2 separate regions of the Homo sapiens genome follow, and region 2 is linked to region 1. A link is an interaction called in ENCODE POLR2A ChIA-PET data of the cell type or tissue named here. Cell type or tissue: A673. All regions are shown on one strand. Each heading gives the region's core, and the rest is flanking DNA. Links, peaks and the distances in the headings are about the cores only. Region 1 overlaps CLYBL (citramalyl-CoA lyase). Region 2 holds the start of CLYBL-AS3 (CLYBL antisense RNA 3).

The links. Peaks named below come from ENCODE experiments on the same cell type or tissue, not always from the same donor. Only the 100,000 strongest peaks of a DNase experiment are listed, where the experiment ranks them.
Region 2: POLR2A ChIA-PET joins it to region 1 with 8 read pairs; 3 of 35 experiments call an interaction of 5 or more read pairs at or near these places.

The regions. Positions count from the first base shown.
Region 1 is chr13:99,682,003-99,691,890 of GRCh38, reverse strand. All of the region lies in intron 1 of CLYBL (citramalyl-CoA lyase), which reads right to left. LOC124903199 (a long non-coding RNA gene) reads right to left here. Exons shown (of 2, transcript XR_007063848.1): 2 at 1,522-3,277. It overlaps CLYBL-AS2 (CLYBL antisense RNA 2), which reads left to right and starts at 920. Exons shown (of 2, transcript NR_046526.1): 1 at 920-1,338; 2 at 1,535-1,793. RefSeq lists a silencer at 782-1,076 and enhancers at 4,305-5,063, 5,064-5,821. In A673, for the core only: no CTCF peak of the experiment used is centred there; DNase peaks (open chromatin) are centred at 3,970 and 4,350; H3K4me3 peaks cover 1,449 bases; H3K27ac peaks cover 3,580 bases.
Region 2 is chr13:99,952,514-99,962,401 of GRCh38, reverse strand. It overlaps CLYBL-AS3 (CLYBL antisense RNA 3), which reads left to right and starts at 5,237. Exons shown (of 5, transcript NR_120421.1): 1 at 5,237-5,319. RefSeq lists enhancers at 4,207-5,181, 5,182-6,157. In A673, for the core only: a CTCF peak has its summit at 5,226; DNase peaks (open chromatin) are centred at 5,211, 6,051 and 6,421; H3K4me3 peaks cover 2,261 bases; H3K27ac peaks cover 2,479 bases.

The DNA of each region.
Region 1 (9,888 bases), core at 1,987-6,986:
CACCCTGGGCTGTTTCTTCATCCCATGGGTCCTTCTGTATTTATTTGTCCTTTGCACTGTGATGATTTGGAGGCAGTGACTACGCCTTTTATCTCTGTATCCCTAGAACCAGCAGCACATAGAAGGGACTTGCCAGGTGACTGCGGAAGAAGGGAGGAAGTCGCTATTAGCTTATGAGGAGCTTATAGTCTAAGTTTCAAGCTTTCTCATTTCTCCATTTTCTTATCACGTACAGTGATTACACTAAAAATACTCTGGTACCCTAGTGCTGGTTTTTTGTTTTTTGTTTTTTGGTTTTTTTTTTAGGTCAAAATGGGTCACACAGTGGCAATTTCATATGACTCAATCTAACACAAAGTCACTAGAAAGAATGTCTTTCGGGTCCCATTTCATGATACAAAATGGTTTTTAAACGTCGTTCCCTGAAGATCCTTTGGGGAGCACCAACAGAGAGATAATGGGGAGTGATTCTGATCCCCAACTGTCCCCTTCCCCCCCAAATTTTTAGAGTTTCTATGTAAGAGTTGGTTTGAACAAAAGACTTGTGTCTAAAAATTAGTTTGTAACTAATTTATTTATAGTATTTATAACTCTAGATAACTTAGATATTGATTAAGAAAATATCCCCCAAAACATGTTCTTTAGATCAAGGAAATAAAAAGTAATGCTTAAGCTTTTTGTTTCAGTTCATTGGAAAGCTACAGTGCTTACACATTTTTATGCTGTCTACCATCAGTGCATCTAGGGAAGGGCATCTATGGATGAGGCTACCATGTGGGAAATTCTTGAGTGGGCAGTGAGAGAGGGTTAGCAACTCAAAGCAAGTAATCCAAGGGTTAATCAGGAGAGACACTCAATCCAGAAAGTGCTCATTAACCCAAGCCTTTCTGCATAGTGTCCCTACCACCCTGCTGCCTCTAACTAAACAAAACACGGTAGGTCTCAGTGTGAGAGAGCGCTTTTGTTCACATAGGAGGCTGACAGCTATTTGCGATGAGGGGTTTTTGTTTGTTTGTTTGTTATTCAAATAACTTTTTTCCCCCTGAGGAAACTGAAAGGGAAAATGTCAGAAGTATGTGATTAATGATTTTTTAAAATAGATGGGATCTCCCCGGTTGAATTGAAAAGTAGGTACTGAAAAAGAATCCATTTCTAAATGGTAGATTTTCATATGTAAGTTTGATATTAATTCTTTCAAAAGAGTTGTGCCTGTGAGTCAGATAAATGACAGGAAGGTCTGTCTAAATACCAGCATCCTCGGAAGGGCAGCTGTTCAGAAACATTCTCAAATCATGAAGATAAATAGAACCGGAACACTGATGATTCCATCAACTGATGGTGAGGGAAACATCCAATTCTATCTTAACCTCCAAGCTGTGCGGTATTACGGTGCTTCCTAAAATGCTTTTAAATAAATACACAAAAAAGCCCGTGTTTGCTGGGGATGGGGGAAGTTGGTGATTGGGTTTGGGGGGCACAGGGAAGAGAAGTAGAGAGGAAAAACATACACCAAAATCTATGTTCCTTTTTTAAGGTTCCTTTTAATCAGATCTTAAAGCAAAGACAGAAGCTGAAAACATTTCTAGTAAATAAAAAGCAAAGAACTCTGAATGCTTAGCCGACCAGAACCCCGGAAGGAGCCCGCCTGGTACTGCCAGGCATGACTGCCTTTAGTGGATTTAACAATAAAAAAGAAGATGGCGCCAAATGACCAAACTACATGCGACTTTCCCTTCCCGCAAGAAAAGTGAATAAAACTTTCCACTGGGGCTGGGGGAGGAGGCAAGGGACCAGTCCAGAGAGATAAAATGCTACTTAACAAAACAATGTGGATAGCATTTAGGCCACATGTAAATTTCATCCACAGAGCTTGCAAATGGCATGCAATTTACTGCTCAGAGGATGTAACCTATTTGAGTCTAGAGAGCTAATTAATAACACAGTCTAAAAAGAACGCAGAGTTAATCGCCATCCATCTCCTGGGCTATTTTAACTTGTTTTTTTGACAGTTGCTGTTAAACAAAATTCTAAATATTGTTATAGCAGTCAGTTATTAGTTACCTTAACAAGATGCAAGTTTGGTGTTGGTCAAAGTTAAATCCTTTTAAAAAAAATACTTGAAAAAGTTGAAGCTGCTCTCCTCTTTAGAGCTTGTTCTGTGATGGATAAAAATTGCATCTATAAAGGTTTCAAGTCAGGTCACATTTAGAAAGTAATAGTAAATAACAGTAACTGGTAAACACAGTCCTAAGTCTTACTTGCAATTGCTCAAGTTGAAACAATTGAATACAGTCTTCAAAAATCATACTCTCATTTACAGATATGACTGGGCACATGGGATTTCAATCATGCTCCTTCATTGCTGAGAATCATGGAATTAAAATGGTAATAATTTTTACCTCTCACTTTTCTCTTGCCTTTTTCTTCCTTTAAGCATACCTGCACTAAGTAATTTTTGCTTTTCACTGATAACAAGAGAAGTTAGAGCCAGATTATTTTCTCTGGGACAACCTGTCTGTGATTGCAAGAATATAGTTCAAAACATCCTACAACTGGTATATGTGTAGCCCACCCTAAATCCTGTCTCCCCTGAAGCTTGCTGAAGGAAAGCGTGATGCCTCTCCATTCTGACCTGGTATGTATGCTTCTGGAATCCTGAAGCTGAGAATGAACTATATCCACTTTGCAGTAATGAAGCTTAAAATGTCAAAGATTCTGTAAGAGATTTTTGAGTGGAGGAAGATACTTGATGAATTTATGTGAAGTCCCAAGGGCTAGATGCTGGGACCCTAGATTCCAGCCAGAGTGTACTTACTAAGGACAGGAGGGGTGATGCTTGGGGTGTGAGGCCGGTTTTATTGAGAGTCCTTCCAAAACTGAGTGGGCAGACCTGGAAAACGCAGGTTTCACCTTGGCCTCAGTCCCAAAGGTGCATCTGTACCACTAGCTTTTGTCAGGATGAATGACGGTGCTGAGTAATTTCAGGAAAGCAACTCATCTGCCCAAATATGACTGCCAAAATATTCAGAATAATGTAGCTTAGCACTTCAATGTAAATTTTACTTTCTGACTTCACAAATAAGGAAGAAGTTGCCTTTTGGACGCTCTATCTTTTGCACTGGCTTTAATACCCAGGAACGGCCACTGTCAGATCCTCCATTCCATGCAGGAGCTGGAAGAGATATAAGGAATGTATTTCTTCTCTCTCTCTTCATGTCACCACCCTCTCATTTCCAGTTCACTTGTTATTCTTAAAGAGTAATGCCAAGTTTGTACACTAAAAAAAAAAAAAGAATCGGACTAAAGAAAAGCCAAATAAGTAATATAATTAGTAAATATGCTAATTCAGATTAAAATATAAGTCTTTAAAAAGTTCAACTTGTTATATGTAAAATTATTTTAATGACATATTGGAGAAAAATCTGGCATTATGCTGCCAAGAAGGCAATACATTTAAGGCAATCTTACAAAGTATATGAAATCACAGACTGTAATATCCTGCAACTATTTTAATTTTAAAAGCTCAGTTTACAAATATATACTAATATTTTTCTCACTTTTAATCGCTCCCCCACTGTTTTAGCATAAGAGCTAAAATAACCTAAAACGGCCCCTAAAACACACACAGCGAGTCTGTTACACAGATCTGGAAACCAAAAAAAAATGTATGAAGGAAGGAATTTTCAATAATCTGAAACAGAGTAGCAAAAAATGTGTGTGGTTTCTAGGTTTTCACTACTAATAAAAATTTTTCCTGGGAAAAATTTTACTTTAAAGCAACTCTAAATGAAAATGCATATAATTAAGGGAAAGACCGTTGCTTCAAACAGATTGACTGTCTTTAACAAGTTTCTCTCTTTCTAGCTACTCAGATATGCTATATTTCCTAATTATCACCTTTTAAGGGCCATCTGGGCCCATTCCTCCCCATCAGGGGGCAATTCCATTTGCATTGTTCCTGGGCTTAGTCATGATCAAGTAGTCTGGTGGTAAAGTTCATTAGAAATTAGAACAGAAGCATTCAACCCAACACAGTAAACCAAGTATCTGATACTCAGGCACCCGCAGGAGAGATGATAAGCATGTCAGACATATTCTCACATAACTAACAAGTCTTCAATGTGCATTTTATCCAATTGCTTAAAGAAACATTCAGCCTGGTCCCTGACCAGGTATGTAATGAAGATTTGATTAAGTCTTCTCACACTGCAAAACATTTCTCAGTTAAGGCAATGTAAGTATAGTCCCTTATGTCTTTTGGTTCAAAAGTCTATTAAAAACCCTTTAATGGTTCCCTCATTTAGCCTACCATTCACAAGCAGTATACTACTTCCTTCCTGTAGAGAACACACAAGAATTATCCTAATTGTATTTTCTGTGAAACAAACGCACATTACAGGAAAAAGTGGATCCAGCCCTCAGTCCGATGCTGACTAGCTATGGGTCCCTTCTGTCCTCACCAAGAGATCATCCTATAGATTCACAAGCTCTTTACAAACCTGTGTGTGTGCCAAAGGCATGCCTGGCCCATGGGTATGCTAGATAGTCCAGGCAGCTGCTCTTCAACAGAGCTGATTGTAAAAGGTATGGCTAATTCAAGGCAGGCATATAAAAGGTTTCCCGCTTCATACCTCATAAGGCCTGATACATAAAACCCAGGAAATCGTTACCTGCCTCATCTTGCAATTTCTGAGCCTGGCTTGCAATGGCCATCTTAATCCGCAACACCAGCCTATTGAGATTGAGGAGGAGTGCTCCATGCTGAGACCTACAGCCTCTTGGAGCTACACCTTAGTCTTGCAAATGAAGACAGCTGCAGCGGGCCCTAATCTATGCAAGGCAGGTGTAGCCCCGGAGCTCTCTGCAAGTGACCCTTGGAGCTATTAGGGCTGGGAAGTTAAGAAGTTACAGTTATAAAAAGAACTATTTCATAGCCTCTCATTATCGAGGTTACTAAGCTTTCTAAAGGAACAATGGCTTATTTCCTCCCATTTGTGCCTTGATATCCTCCCCTGCCCTTCTGAAATTCCCTGTTTAGACAGTTCCTAATTCTGACCCCGGCTGAGACACTTTAAATTGGTGGCATAGCTCGTCCCCAACTGATGCTATTCGTTCAATGCTGTGTTGAAAATTTGAATCTGCGTCAAGTTTTCCATTTTAAAAACCTATCCTAAAATCCACTATCCAGACAGAAGTGGAGATTTCAGGAGAAAGTAATGCTTACAGAATCATCCCAAGATTCAATAATGTATATAAATGATACTTTAGTACTGCTTAGTAAATTAATCTAAAGCAAAACATTGCATTACTGAAACTGAGCCAACAACAATTCACTCAAAAAGCAGTCACTGAGTCTCTCTCTCTCTCTCTCTCTCTCTGTTGAAACAAATACTTTTATGTCTGAGGCCAGCTCCTGGCCTCGAGAGTGTCTCTCAAAGGACTGTGGAAACAGAACTCCAAAGATGTTTCTGCTATAGAAGGAAATGGCTGTGTCACTGTGTTATCAGCAAGGCCACCAGATGCTCAGAGGGGAGGTGGTGCTGGTGCTGGGCCGAGCCGGTGAGCTCAGCACTAGGAGCTGCCGGCTCCTGCGAGTCAGGCCCATGTCAGTCTAGGAGCATAGTCCAAATGGAGCAGCTATATATGCCCTGGAAAAACTCAGAGCATGTAGCCTGGATTGAAAGAAGGTCTCCTCCCAGGGCTCTCACCCTTTTCTTAGCTCAGAGTGTCCCTGAAACAGCTCCACACAAATTCCCGGGAACTGCCACACTGTCTTCTCCAGCATAGCACAAAAGAGAATAAAGGGGGAAATTTGGTCCTGGAGTCAAAGGTGGGCTCTGAATCTGTTTGACTGTATAGCAGGAATCACAGCACTCTTATCACAGGGACGCAGGAGAAAAATGTCTATGAGATTCTTTTTCTTTTTTTTGAAACAGGGTCTTGTTCTGTCGCCCAGGCTGGAGTGCAATGGCGCAATCTCCGCTCACTGCAACCTCCACCTCCCGGGTTCAAGCGATTCTCGTTCCTCAGCCACCCGAGTAGCTGAGATTACAGGCACACACCACCAAACCCAGCTAATTTTTGTATTTTTAGTAGAGGCGGGGTTTCACCATGTTGGCCAGGCTGGTCTCGAACTCCTGACCTCAAGTGATCCACCCACCTTGGCCTCCCAAAGTGCTGGGATTACAGGCTTGAGCCACCGTGCCCGGCCTCTAAGAGGTTCTTGAGAGAGAAGGACTCAGCAAACCTTAAGGCCATCCTCTTATCCACTGGGAACAAACCCCTCACACCACCAACCATCTAAAGGAGTGAAGTTTTGCTCCGATGATGCTTAAATTATATCGGTTTCAGTAGAGGAGGTTGCTGAAACCCAAAATCATTGTATGTGGTTATAGTGAAACTTTGTCAGTCAAGTTCATTTTTTTAAGTTCGATTTTAAGGCTTACTTTAAAAACCCAGGAGAGGATATATTAATTTTGAAATAAAGATTATAAATATGTTGAAACATTGGCTTTTCTTGAAGAATTATTTTAATTTTTTATTAGTTCTACTGTATTTTTTCTACCCTTCACTTCTGGAATACACATAATAGGCTTTTTCCCCCCTTCAATTTTTGTAGAACTATTGAGTTTTCATAAAGGTATAAAGTTTGAAACAAGTACAGAAAGCTTGTAAATGTACCAGAAATGCTGTGCTATACTTCCATACCCATTACTTCTAACAATTTCACAAGAAGGGGCACATTTTCGTGAGTTGTGTGATGTTTTAGCAACAAGACTCCTATGGACTTTAATGGAAGTCACACAGCTAAAACTCCATGCACCACTTTGAAAATTTAAGAGTAATTGCTAAGTCCCCCTTAGAGGGTCATAGAAATATTAAAAACCAAAGTATTTTGCTAAGAACTCCAATTACGCCTGAAGGCTTACATCAGATTTTATCAAACAATTGGTCACATATATAATGTACTCTAATGCTGTTTTATTGGCTGGTTGTTTTCTTTATAAAAGAAGGTTTTTGTGAAGTCCTGTGTGAACAGGAACATACAATACAGTAACCTTTGGTTCAAGTGTTCACTCCAACCCATGGTTCAGTCTTATGGGGTGGTAGCAGTGGGAAACAAATGGGCCTGGGAACATTTTATCTTGTTATTATTTCACAGGGGATCATTATGTTCACTGCATCATCGGACTGGTAGATTTTGCAGAAATACATGAAGCTGTTGAACATAACCAATCTGCCCTGGTGAACATTCATCCTCAGAATCCCTTGTGACTGGCTGGGTTAAGAAGGCTGATCCTTTATGGGTGAGGTAGTGGTAGTAGCCTAAGAACCCTGTCTTAGTAGAACCTGCCTTCCTTCCAGAATCATAAGAAGGTTCATTCATGTGGTCGGAATCCAGCTTTTCTATTTAAATTTTTTGTTTGTTTGTTTTTAGATACAGTCATGCGCCACATAACTTTCAGGTCAACAACAGACCAAATATACCACAGTGCTCCCATAAGATTATACTGGGCCGGGCCCGGTGGCTAAAAATACAAAAATAAACTGGGTGTGGTGGCACGCACCTGTAATCCCAGCTATTTGGGAGGCTGAGGCACGAGAATTGCTCAAACCTGAGAGACAGAGGTTGCAGATCGCGCCACTGCCCTCCAGCCTAGGCAACAGAAAGAGAATCTGTCTCAAAAAAAAAAAAAAAAAAAATCAAACATGCCAGGCCCGGTGGCTCACATCTGTAATCATAGCACTTTGGGAGGCCGAGGTGGGCAGATCATAAGGTCAGGAGTTCAAGACCAGCCTGGTCAACATGGTGAAACGTCGTCTCTATTAAAAATACAAAAAAAAAAAAAAAAAATTAGCCAGGCATGGTGGCATGCGCCTGTAATCCCAGCTACTCAGGAGGCTGAGGCAGGAGAATGGCATGAACCTGGGAGGTGGAGCTTGCAGTGAGCCGAGATTGTGCCACTGCTCTCCAGCCTGGGTGACAGAGTGAGACTCTGTCTCAAAAAAAAAAAAAATTTTATATATATATAGCAATACAACCATGCACAGTACATAATACTTGATAATAATAAATGTTACTGGTTTTATATTATGCTTTACATTTTATCTTCATTTTAGACTATACGCCTCCTTATTAAAAAAAAAAAAAGTTAACTGTAAAATAGACTCATGTGGGTCCTTGAGGAGGCATTCCAGAAGAAGGCATTGTTATCACAGGAGACAACAGCTCTGTGCGTGTTATTGCCCCTAAAGACCTTCCACTGGGACAAGCTGTAGAGGTGGAAGACAGTAATATTGATGATCCTGACCCTGTGTAGGCCTAGGCTAATGTATGTGTTTGTGTTTTTGCTTTTAACAAAAAGTTCAAAAAGTATAAAAAATAAAAATTAAAAATATAAAAAAGCATATAGAATAAGAGATAAAGGAAATATTTTTGTACAATGTGTGTTTTAAACTTACTGTTACTATAAAAGAGTCATAAAGTTAAAAATATAAACAAAGTTTACAGGCTAGGCGTGATGGCTCAAACCTGTAATCCTAGCACTTTGGGAGGCTGAGGTGAGCGGATCACAAGGTCAGGAGTTCGAGACCAGCCTGGCCAAAATGGTGAAACCATGTCTCTACTAAAAACACAAAAATTAGCCTGGTGTAGGGGGGGGCACCTGCAAGCCCAGCCACTTGGGAGGCTGAGGCAGGAGAATTGCTTGAACGTGGGAGGCAGAGGTTGCAGTGAGCTGAGATTGTGCCACTGCACTCCAGCCTGGGTGACAGAGCAAGACTCCATCTCAAAAACAAACAAAACAAAACAAAACATATATATATATATAAAGTTTATAAAGTAAAAAGTTGGGCCAGGTGTGGTGACTCACACCTGTAATCCCAGCACTTTGGGAGGGCGAGGTGGGTGAATCACCTGAGGTCAGGAGTTCGAGACCAGCCTGGCCAACATGGCGAAACCCCCGTCTCTACTGAAAATACAAAAATTAGCCGGGCGTGGTGACAGGTGCCTGTAGTGCCAGCTACTCAGGAGGCTGAGACAGAAGAATCACTTGAACTCGGGAGGCTGAGATTGCAGTGAGCCAAGATCACGCCACTGTACTCCAGCCTGGGTGACAGAATGAGACTCCGTTTCAAAAGAAAAAAAAAATGTTATAGTAAGCTAAGGTTAATTTACTACTGAAGAAAAGTTTTTTGTTTTTTTTAATAAATGTAGTATAGTCTAAGTATATAGTGTTTACAAAGTCTACAGTAGTGACAGTAATGTCCTAGGCCTTCATATTCACTCACTGCTCACTCACTGACTCACCCAGAACAACATGAGGTCCTGCAAGCTCCATTCATGGTAAGAGCCTTCTGTGAGTGTTCCATTTTAAATCTTTTATGCAGTATTTTTACTGTACCCTTTTTCTGTTCATATATGTTTAGATATAGAAATCCTTACCCCTGGCTGGGCGCGGTGGCTCACTCCTGTTATCCCAGCACTTTGGGAGGCCAAGGTGGGCAGACCACAAGGTCTGGAGTTCGAAACCAGCCTGGCCAATATGTTGGAACCCCATCTCTACTAAAAATACAAACATTAGTCAGGCATGGTGGCAGGCGCATGTAGTCCCAGCTACTCAGGAGGCTGAGGCAGGAGAATCACTTGAACCCAGGAGGTGGAGGACGCAGTGAGCCGAGACTGCGCCACTGCATTCCAGCCTGGGCGACAGAGCGAGACTCTGTCTCCAAAAAAAAAAAGAAAAGAAAAGAAATCCTTACCACTGTGTTACAATTGCCTACAGTATTCAGTAGCTACATGTTGTGTAGGTTTATGTCAGAGGGGCAATAAGCCATACCACACAGCCTAGGTGTGCGGTAGGTTGTAACATCTAGGTTTGTGGAAAT
Region 2 (9,888 bases), core at 2,865-7,864, 270 kb before region 1:
ATGCACATTTACAAGGCTGGATGTTTGCTTGTGTTTTTGTTAGCAGATACAAAACTGATAAAAGTCAGATAGTTAAAAGCAACTGCTAGTAATGTCAATAAGCATTTCTCTGAAAGGTTATAGTGGCTTTTAAAAGTCAGGTTTGTTAAATGTAGTAAAGGTGAAACAGGTTGCAAAGAGTTGTTTTAACTCAGATGACAATAACCAGCACACGAAGGAGAAAAACACTCATAAATGAGGGCCCCAATCAATGGGAAAACTTATAGCTCTCTAATGAAGTTTCTTGTGAAAAGAAGGGTGACACAAAGCCACCAAGACATGAATCATTCATGGGAAATATAAAAGATAAAAGATATCTGACAATGAGCAGAACCTTGTATAGAGTGTATAAAACAAGTTTCCCCTTCTTATTTTCTGCTTTAAAACGCACAATCTCCCACTCCCAGCATTCTCTGTCCAGTCTATAGAGTTAAAATTGACCACTGCTCGTACTGCGCCACTTCAAAGTAATTTAGTCCAGAACGGAAGGCTTGGCGCTCGGACAATCTTCATGGTGTGTTAAGATTTCTATGGCAATTGGCAAGCAAGACGTTCCCATCTGAATATGTCTCAAAGAAAGCCACTTATTGACACTAAGTTGGCTATCATCAAAGACTTCATCTTCCCTAGGCAAAACGTGGCCCTTGCAAATACTGTTTAAATCATCTACCTTTGTTTTGCAGGCTAGGAGAATCTTCAAACACACAATTATTTGAAATTTATGTATATATATTTTCCCCATTCAGGATGCTCTTGGTAAAGCTAATGGTCCTAAAATCTAAACTCCATAGAGTTTGAGGGTGGGAATTATATTCTCTTAAGGAGTTGGAGATGGCCACACAAGCATCATAACACTGGGGACAGGAAAAGAGGAGGCCCAACTATCTGCAAACATGTTACACTCTCATAAGTGATCTCTTCCACTTTGGGGAAGGTTTTGGAGACCATTGTGGTTTTACCCACCCAGTAATCTATCATCTGTCATCTCTCTGTCTGTCTATGAAATGGGACAAGAGGTGCTGGCCACTAGTATTTTTAAATCCCAGTTGGGTTAGGAAATCCAGCTCCTGGGGAGGGGGCAGGGGAGACATCTGGTTTCTCAAGTGATCACCTTAAGCCAGCAGAAAAGAAGGCTGATCACAAGGCAAACAAAACAACCCAGCCGCTTATTATTAATGGCACTTTCATCCCCTCACATCACTCCTGGCCTGCCAGTCCACCCACAGTGTAGCAAAACAGGATGCCCAGCCACGGAAGCCTTCCAGGTCTGGAGGCACAGGCAGGCCGGCAGGGGACCCTAGGTGAAACTGCCCTGGGGACCCCAGTACACTTCCCCTCTGTAGACAAAAACTCAGCCCTACACCCACGCACTCCCCGAGCACACATTAACATACACTGCAAGTGCCTAATCAGGCAGGGAGAAGTTCAAAGCCATGTTTTTTTTCTTTTGGAAATTCAAACTACTGCTTCTATGGTCCATCCACGCGGAGCGTCAGGATCGCTGTGGCAGTGGGCAGGGCCAGGGGAGTCGCCGGCAGAGGGGCCACTGTGATTCGAGACAGTCGATGAGACACAGCTGCAGTGACCTTTTTACTTTCATGCCAAGTTACTTCAGTCCACTTGCACCTCATCAGAAATTTTATATATATATACACATATATACACATATATATACACATATATATACATATATACACATATACATATATATACACATATATACATATATATACATATATACACATATATACATATATATACATATATACACACATATATACATATATATATACACATATATACATATATATATATATTCAGCGTTTAAGATTCTTCCATAGAACCTCCTAGCTTGAGAGAAAGGGGAGAGAAAGAATGAAGAAAGGAGGATAGGAGCGGAGGAGAGTCGGGGTGGGGAGTGGGTGATGTTCGAAGGGTGGGGGAGAGGGGCAGGGGCGCCAGAGCCCCAGCTCCTCTTCCTTCCCTCCCCACCTAAGTACTTTTATTTGCAGAGCGATTGTTCTTTGTTTATTTAATACAAGTACTGTGTGAATGGTGAAAAATAAACACGATGAAAAATAACCAAACAGATGATTCCTCCGAGTGAAAAAGCCCGGACTTAATAAAAGTGCGAAGCAGTCACCGCTGAATGAGAAACCCTTTGAAGTGGAACTTATTATAGGAGGAATACTTTGGGGTTGCCTTAACGACGCCGCTGAATCGAAAGCGCTCGCCTTTGTCAGCGATTTGTTCTCCTTTGCTGGGGTGCCCAGAGAAATTACTTACATGGGCTGCCTTAACATGCAGCCTGCAAATCAGTAACTTTGCAGCTCAGACTCGCAGACGCCACTCGGCTGCGGACAAAAAGAGTCAGGGGGGAAACGCACCAACCTTTCACGCCGAGGCTCTGGGGCTGGGGGCGCACGGGCGTGTTGGGGTCGGCAGATAAGAAGTTGTATTACAACGCCCCCCCTCGTCCAGGCTTCCCTCTTCTTCCCTCTGCACCCCCTCGCCAGTCCGGGCTGGGGCTCTGCGGGCCCGGACTCCGCTCGGTGGCAGCGGAGGCCCGGCTCCTCCAGGGCCCACCGGCGAGGGGCGCTCTAGGGCGCGCGGCCGGGCGCGGGACTTTCCCAGCAGCTCGGGCCATATTTAATAAGGGTCGTTCATCACCGAGGCGCTTTGAAGGGTCGCCTCCAGCCCTGTGCCCATTAGAAAGGCGGAGGTGACATTTAAACTCCGTTTTCAAGGATCGCGGGGGGATTTCATTGAAAAGGCAACTCGTTTGTCTTATGAGCCTGGAAACAACCCCCTTCTCGCTCCTTTTGACCACATGGCATAACTCAAAAACAATAGTTCAAAAGTGAAATGGCATCGTGGTGTTCATTCGGAGACAGGCCCCCATCTAGCACCAGAGAAAAGGGGTAGTCCGCAAGACAATGTGCTTTTTGTGTCCGACTCTGTCACAAGGATTGTGTTGTTTGCTTTGGAGGCTGCGCCTGTTATACTTTCCTGAAAGTGCTTGTGTTAAACAAGAGTTATAAGTCATCCAAAACAACAAACATTTTGATTTTCTTTGCCTAAAGGGCTTTCCCTGGCTATGGGCACCGTGAAAAAATAATGTCCTTGCTGAGAAAGGAACACCAGTAGTAGCATTACAAGCGGGCGCATTAAATATTGAATGACACGGGAAAAAGAGCTTGTCGAGGGGCACTCAGCCTTAAAGTCTTTCTTCAACTTTGTCTTCGGTGGCTGCTGGACTATTTAAGATGGTATTAATTAAGGCAGCTTCGGATGCTGCCCAGCCGGCCGGCCCCTCGGCCGCGCTCGGTCAATGGGCCTGTGCCCCCGCGCTCTGCTCACGCGTTGGCTGAGCCGAGTGCAAATGTCACTTCTCATTTGGAGGCTGAAGAGAAGTGCCCATCCTACATTAAGGGCAGCAGGGATGCAGTCAGCAGCAGGCGTTAAAGGAATACGAGGGACTGCGGTGAGGGGAGGGAAGGCGGGAACAAAATGGGAACAGCTGCCCGGGGCGGGGTCGAGAGAGTGCCCCAAGCACAGCTTTTGGCACATTTTGGAGAGCGCCGCTGGCAAACCGGGGCCAAGCGGGACTCGCTGGGTTGGAAGACCCCCTCTCTTTCGTCGTTCCTGCGTGGGGAAAATGAAAACTCTAGCTCTGCACAAATCCATTAGGCAGGCTGGCGGGGCGTTATTTTACAAAGGGACTCGCTTCTACAAAGAAAGACAAAAGCTTGGTGCAAACAGGCGTCTTGACTGACTTCCACCTCTCCCTACGGTCCCCTTCACAGATCACAAACAAATAAAGCCCAAAGGACCTCAGCCAAGGATCTCCAGATCCAATTTTACAGATGGCGAAACTGAGACCTCAAGCAAGACTCAAATTGATTTTTGTCAATATTCCCCGAAGTCAGAGGTTGAGACCCTCTTTGAGACCAAAGATCCAGGCGGGAGTGGAGTTCTCTTTAAAGTCGCCAACAACCACGCCAAAATGTCCCTTTCCCCTGCCCCCCATTGCAAGTGTTTGATTCAAAGTCAAATGGAAATTGGTTTCAGCAGTTGAAAATTCCTAACATAAAAAAAGGAATGAAGCTTACTGCCAACTGACTGTGGCATAAATGAAATGCATGCTCTGAGAAACTCTGTTAACTATCAGTTCTTGATGAAGAGAGACAAGATTTGGCTGGGCAGAGGGGGCAGGGCATCCCGGCAGATTGATTTCTGCAGCCAGAAGCCCAACAGGCGCCCCCGTCTCCCTATGTGGCGTTTCACCTGGATGTGGGCCTTCTCTTTTACCACACGACCCCTTGTAGGTGGGGGGAGATGCAGTAAAATGCCCTCCCCACCCCCACCCCCGTGTGTGTGTGTGTGTGTGTGTGTGTGTGTGTGTGTGTGTGTGTGGTTAGCACCCTTAGCTTTTGATCCATTTGCAATGTCTGATTCTCCATCTTAAAATGTGTCCATTCAGGGCTCCCTCTGGCCTTTTGGATAAGGGGCGGGTCATGTTTCCACCAAGAGCCATGTTGCAGGAGAACTAGTCCCTACCCTTCCTGCAGAGACTGGAATCTGAGCGCAATGGGTGGCCGGAGAGCTCGCATTCAGACAGCCCTGAGATGCGGGCCTGGGGCCCTACGCCCCATTGGCAGCTGGAGGCGTCGCTCTGGGGCCAAGGAACGCCTGGCCGGGTCAGGACGCGGGCAGAGGTGGGCGGTGGGGCAGCGAGAGAGGGCCGCGCCAGAGCAGCCCACTCCCGCACAGCCTAGGACTGGAGTTCCCAGGCCCAACCGCCTACCTGAGTGATCTGTTTTGCACATCTTTCCTCATTCCTCTTCTCTGCTGTCCCTACCTCCTCTACTTTTTTGCATGAACAGGGCCCAGGCCAGGATAACGGATGCAGAAAGATGGCCTTTTGGCCCGGAACGCACTCTCTCTCGTACGCATACACCCACCTCCCTACCACCCCCCCCACACACACGCTCACGCGCAATTCAACCCCCCCAGCCCAGCCCCAGCCAGTGCACTGGGCACACGCTCGGGATCCAGGCACCTTGCCAAGAGCTCGCGAGCACCCTGCGTGGCACACTGGTTGGAGTTCCTGCACGAAGTGGCGGGGGTGGAGTGAGGAGGGAGGGGTGGGCGGCGGTGCACGCCGCCGACTGCTGGCGGTGAGCACAAGTTCAGTGCTCAACTTCCCGCTCTTAACGAGACCCGGGATCCCTTTGGAGAGGCCCTCGGGAGCTGGCGACAGGGCTGGGAGTGGCGTGGGTAAGCTGGCCGGCGCGGGGCGCGGGCGGCGGGGCACAAGGGCGCTACAAGAAGAGGGCGCGAGGGTGCCCGCGGCCAGCCGGGCGCTCCGAGAAGTCAGCGCGAGCAGCTGTGACTTCACCTATTAGCCCCGATGTCTTTCCGAGGAGCCTGGTGGAGTTAAACAGCCCACAATGGGCGCTCTGGGGCGCCTCCAGCCTGACCTCCACCCGGGTTTAATAGTTTCATAGGAACTTCATTAAATCAATTACTTAGTGAGCACATCATCATTTATTTGTAATTAGCAGCGAGGAGCGCGTTCTCTCCCCCAGCCCGCGGCCCGGGTCCCAGCGGGGTTGACTAGTTGTGCAAGCACTTTTGTTTGCTCGAGTGTTGACTCCCGGCATTATTCGGCCCGGGTAATCTTTACGTCTCAATCTAGTATTCAGGGGGCGAAAGGAAAACAAACAGGGCGCAGGCCGGAGGCCAGCCCTTTGGTCCCAGCCGTCCCAGAACTCGGCCCTCGCTGGGCGTGCAGGGCGCACCTCTGCGGCCCCGGCTCCTCCCGGGAGGAATAGGCGAGAGCGCCACCGGGGCAGAGGGGCAGGAGCCAGCCCGGAGGGTCCAGAAGGAAAGTGGCGAAGGAAGAGGCGATGAAGGAGAGAAAGGAGAAAACCAGCAGCAGGAGCTCTGGGCCTGCAAAACGAGCACAAAAGGGGAACGTCCAGGCTCGCGCACGTGTGCGGGCGGCATTGGAGGGGGAATGCGCGTTGTGCGTGTGTGCAAGTGTATGTCCATGTGTGCATGTGTGTGTGCGCGCGCAGGAAGTGCGTGAAATCACATCCATTTCAGCTGCCCACGGCTGGGCGGAGAGGGGAGTGGGAGCAGGAGGTGCCGGCCTGGCGTGCGCGGAGGCAGCTCTCTGGGTGTCCGAGCTGCAAAAGTGCTTTAATTGGGGGGCTGCAGCCCCGGGCGCAGCTCCACTGCGGCCCACAAATTACGAGCGAGTGGTTAGCGAGGAGCGGGGAGTTGCTGAAAGCCGGGCCAGAACCTGCGCGTGCGGAGCGGCACGAGTAATGGCTCCGCAAGGAGTCGTGATTCCTTTCGAGTGTAATCATCTTTCCCCACACGCCGCAGCGCCGGCCAAATCTCGTTTACATCCAAGGAGTTGCGGCTAGCCGGGCCAGAAACGTGGGCGACACGCCCCTGCGTCCTTGCCCCGGCCCCGATTTCCGCTCCAAGCTGGAAGTCCTTCCAGCATAGGAAACGCTCAACTTCTGGGGCTATCCCAGCTCAGGAAATGGAGGAGGGCGGGGAGGCGAGGGGTCATTGATGAGCCGGCCTGGGTTCCCCCAGGAGCAGGAGAGTGTGAACAACTGTGAGGCGAGGAAAGGCCGTGGGGAAAAACGCTCCTCCAGAGGGCTTCCAGAAGAAACAGTGGCTCCTGGGGATCCTTGAGGTCAGTCTCTTAGACTCCCTGGGGCTGTGAGCTTCTGAGGACCGGGTCCTGAGTTTCTACCTTGGTTCTGGCGGCCAGGCCTGGCTGATCGGGGTCAATACTTGCAGGTAGGGAATGTGCGAAGGCGGTGGTTGCCTTGTGGATTTTCTAACCAGTGGTTTCAGTACAGATCGAATCAGTGTCTGGAGTGTTTGTTCTCTGGTGGGACTGAAGAGGGTTCTGTGGCCCTGTGGTGAGACAGGGTCCGTCCTGGAGCGGGGGTGGGGAGGCAGAGGGCTGGGGTGTGGCCCCCAGGCCTCTCTGGACAGCCCCAGACCTGGAGGCCGCTGGCTATGGCTGTGTCTGGGCGTACACCTGCGCGAGGGCGGTTGTACTCCCGGGAGTGGGAGCTTAGCTTGCTGGGGAGCCTGTCGCGAGCTCTCCTGAGGCCCCCAGTCTGGGGAGCCAACGCCGCCACAGTGCTCTGGGCTCTCAGGAGGGTGTCCTAAGCCTGCAGCTGTCTCACTCCCCCAGTCTTCTTGCTTCCACCTTTCCTCAGGTCTCACCATCAGACACCCATTCTGTTCCTCTCCCTAGCCTCCTTTTCTCAAAGTTGACTCCCGGGTCATTTGGCCTCTACCCCAGGGTCCTAGGTATCCTTTGCTTGCAGGACACAAGGATGAGAGAGGCAGGAGCAGCTAGGATCCTGTTTGAAAATAGGCTTTCTTGGCCTCGCGCGGTGGCTCACGCCTGTAATCCCAGCCCTTTGGGAAGCTGAGGCGGGAGGATCGCTTGAGGTCAGCACCAGCTTGGGCAACATGGTGAAACCCCATCTGTACAAACTATACAAAAATTAGCTGGGCCTGGTGGTGTGCGCCTGTCATTCCAGCTACTTGGGAGGCTGAGGCAGAAGAATCGTTTGAGCTAGGGAGGCGGAGGTTGCAGTGAGCGGAGATGGTGCCACTGCACTCCAGCCTGGGCGATAGGGCAAGACTCAGCCTAAAAAAAAAAAAGGTTTCCCTTCAGCCCCCGTCCCCAGCATGACAGAGCTCCCTGAGCTGCCCAGCTGCTGCTCACCCCGCCATGGTCTGAGAGTCTGGGTCAGCCTGAAAAACAGGAAATTGATCCGGATAAGGACCATCAACCAGCCGGTCAACAATCTGGGAGAAGCACCTTTTAAAATATAAAAAGTGGTTTGTAACTTTGCATACTCCTGTTCCCCCATCCCCAGTGAGTCTGTGCTGAAGAAGTTACAATGGTCAGGCTTCAGGAAGAATTACCAGGAAAAGGAAATCTTAAAGCATAAAGCCAAGTATGATTTTCTTAAAAATACCTGGGAGCCTAACATGATAAACACAAATACTCCTTTGAGTCTGTTGTGCACATTTCTGCTCCAGTGTACAGAATACTTGTGCATGTTAAATATATATTGATCAGACAGGTGCACACACACACACACACACACACACACACACACACAATTATAGCATGTCTAAATCCCACCTTGGAAATTATCAGACCTAGCCAAATTTAGGACAGTGTTGAAGGAAGCAAGACTGAGAAAAGCTACAATGAAAATAAAATTGAAATATTCACCCATGACTTGTCTCTCTACTCCTCCCCTCTCTCCCAGCTCCTACACCATTTAATAAAATAGCATCGTTTAGAGAAAGGAAGGCACGTCAGGAGACATTTTATGAGCTGGCAGAGAATTTGTTGAAGTGGTTGATTTAGAAAATCTGGATACTGACTGCGAAGTTTTCTTAGTGATATTCATATTATGCCTCTTTCTTCCCAATCCAAGTCCTAATAGCTTTTAAGTCATATCTGACTAGGTTCTGTTTATTAATCAGGCTCTGTTCTGATTCTGCCTTTATTGGGGTGCAGGCTCCTTGGCAGTCCCACCTGAGGTCCTCCTTGGATCAGTGGGAGCCCCGTGCTGTGTTCCTTGTGCCCTTTCAGGAGAACTCCCCATGCAGGGCGTATGGGACCCTTCCAGGGTCCTTGCCACTGGACTCATCAGTCTGAAAACTAACAGGATCATGCCCACAGACTGTCCTCCTCTCTCTGGGAGGGCTTGTCTTGTCACCAGTCATGAGTTTCATCCTCCTGACCTGGCGCAAAGAAGAACGTTTGGCACTGACATAAAAACCCATGCAGCGGGAGCCTGGAGTTTGTAGCAGGCTGATTTCGGATAATGACATGTATGGGACATTTCAGGGAGGGCCCAGGGGAGCCTTGGAATGGGAGGAACTATGCCAATGTTTGTCCCCTTTAAGGGGCGAGGGCAAAGGTTTGACTGCTCTGGTCGTTTCTTAAGTAAACTGACCCGAAAGAGCACGCATTAGAACAAACTGTGGCCTAGGGCAAGAGTCTGTTGTGTTCCTGACAGAAACTTCTGGGTGAGTCCTGGCCGCTGCTGGGCCACCGCTCTGTGTTCTCACAACCGGCAGCACAGCTGGTTCCCTGTTCATACCCGTGAGGGACAGAATCATGAGGTGATTCCAGGAGTCTCTTCTCAGGGAGAAAGAACACCTAGAGACACAGAGGCAAGTCCAGGAGAACCACTGCCCGTTAGCCAGTGCCACCCCTCCTTGGCCACTCCTCCTGCTATTTCCAGCCTTCAACGCCCAGATCCTTTATATCCACTCTGTAAAGCAGAGGGCTGGAGTGGTCCAGAGACAGGAATGTGTCTTCCAATAACATTAGTGTCTTTGGCCCCTGGCAAGATTGGAGTATTTATTTTTCTCCGACTCCTCCAATTGGAGTGATGCCAGTTAAGAAGGAAGCAGAAGCTGGGTGTGGTGGCTCATGCCTGTAATCCCAGCACTTTGGGAGGCCAAGGCCAGCAGATCGCTTTTTGTCAGGATTTCAAGACCAGCCTGGGCAACATGGCGAAACTGCCTCTCTGCTAAAAATACAAAAATTAGCTGGGTGTGGTGGTGCAAGCCTGTAGTCCCAGCTACTTGGGAGGCTGAGGCACGAGAATCATTTGAACTCAAGAAGCAGAGACTGCCGTGAGCCAAGATTGTGCCACTGCCCTCCAGCCTGGGTGACAGAACTAGATTTGATTTCAAAAAAAAAAGAAGCAGAGAAATTGCATAATGAAAAGTATAATATCCTGCTTGGCCCTTAAGTTTCTTTTGAGATTG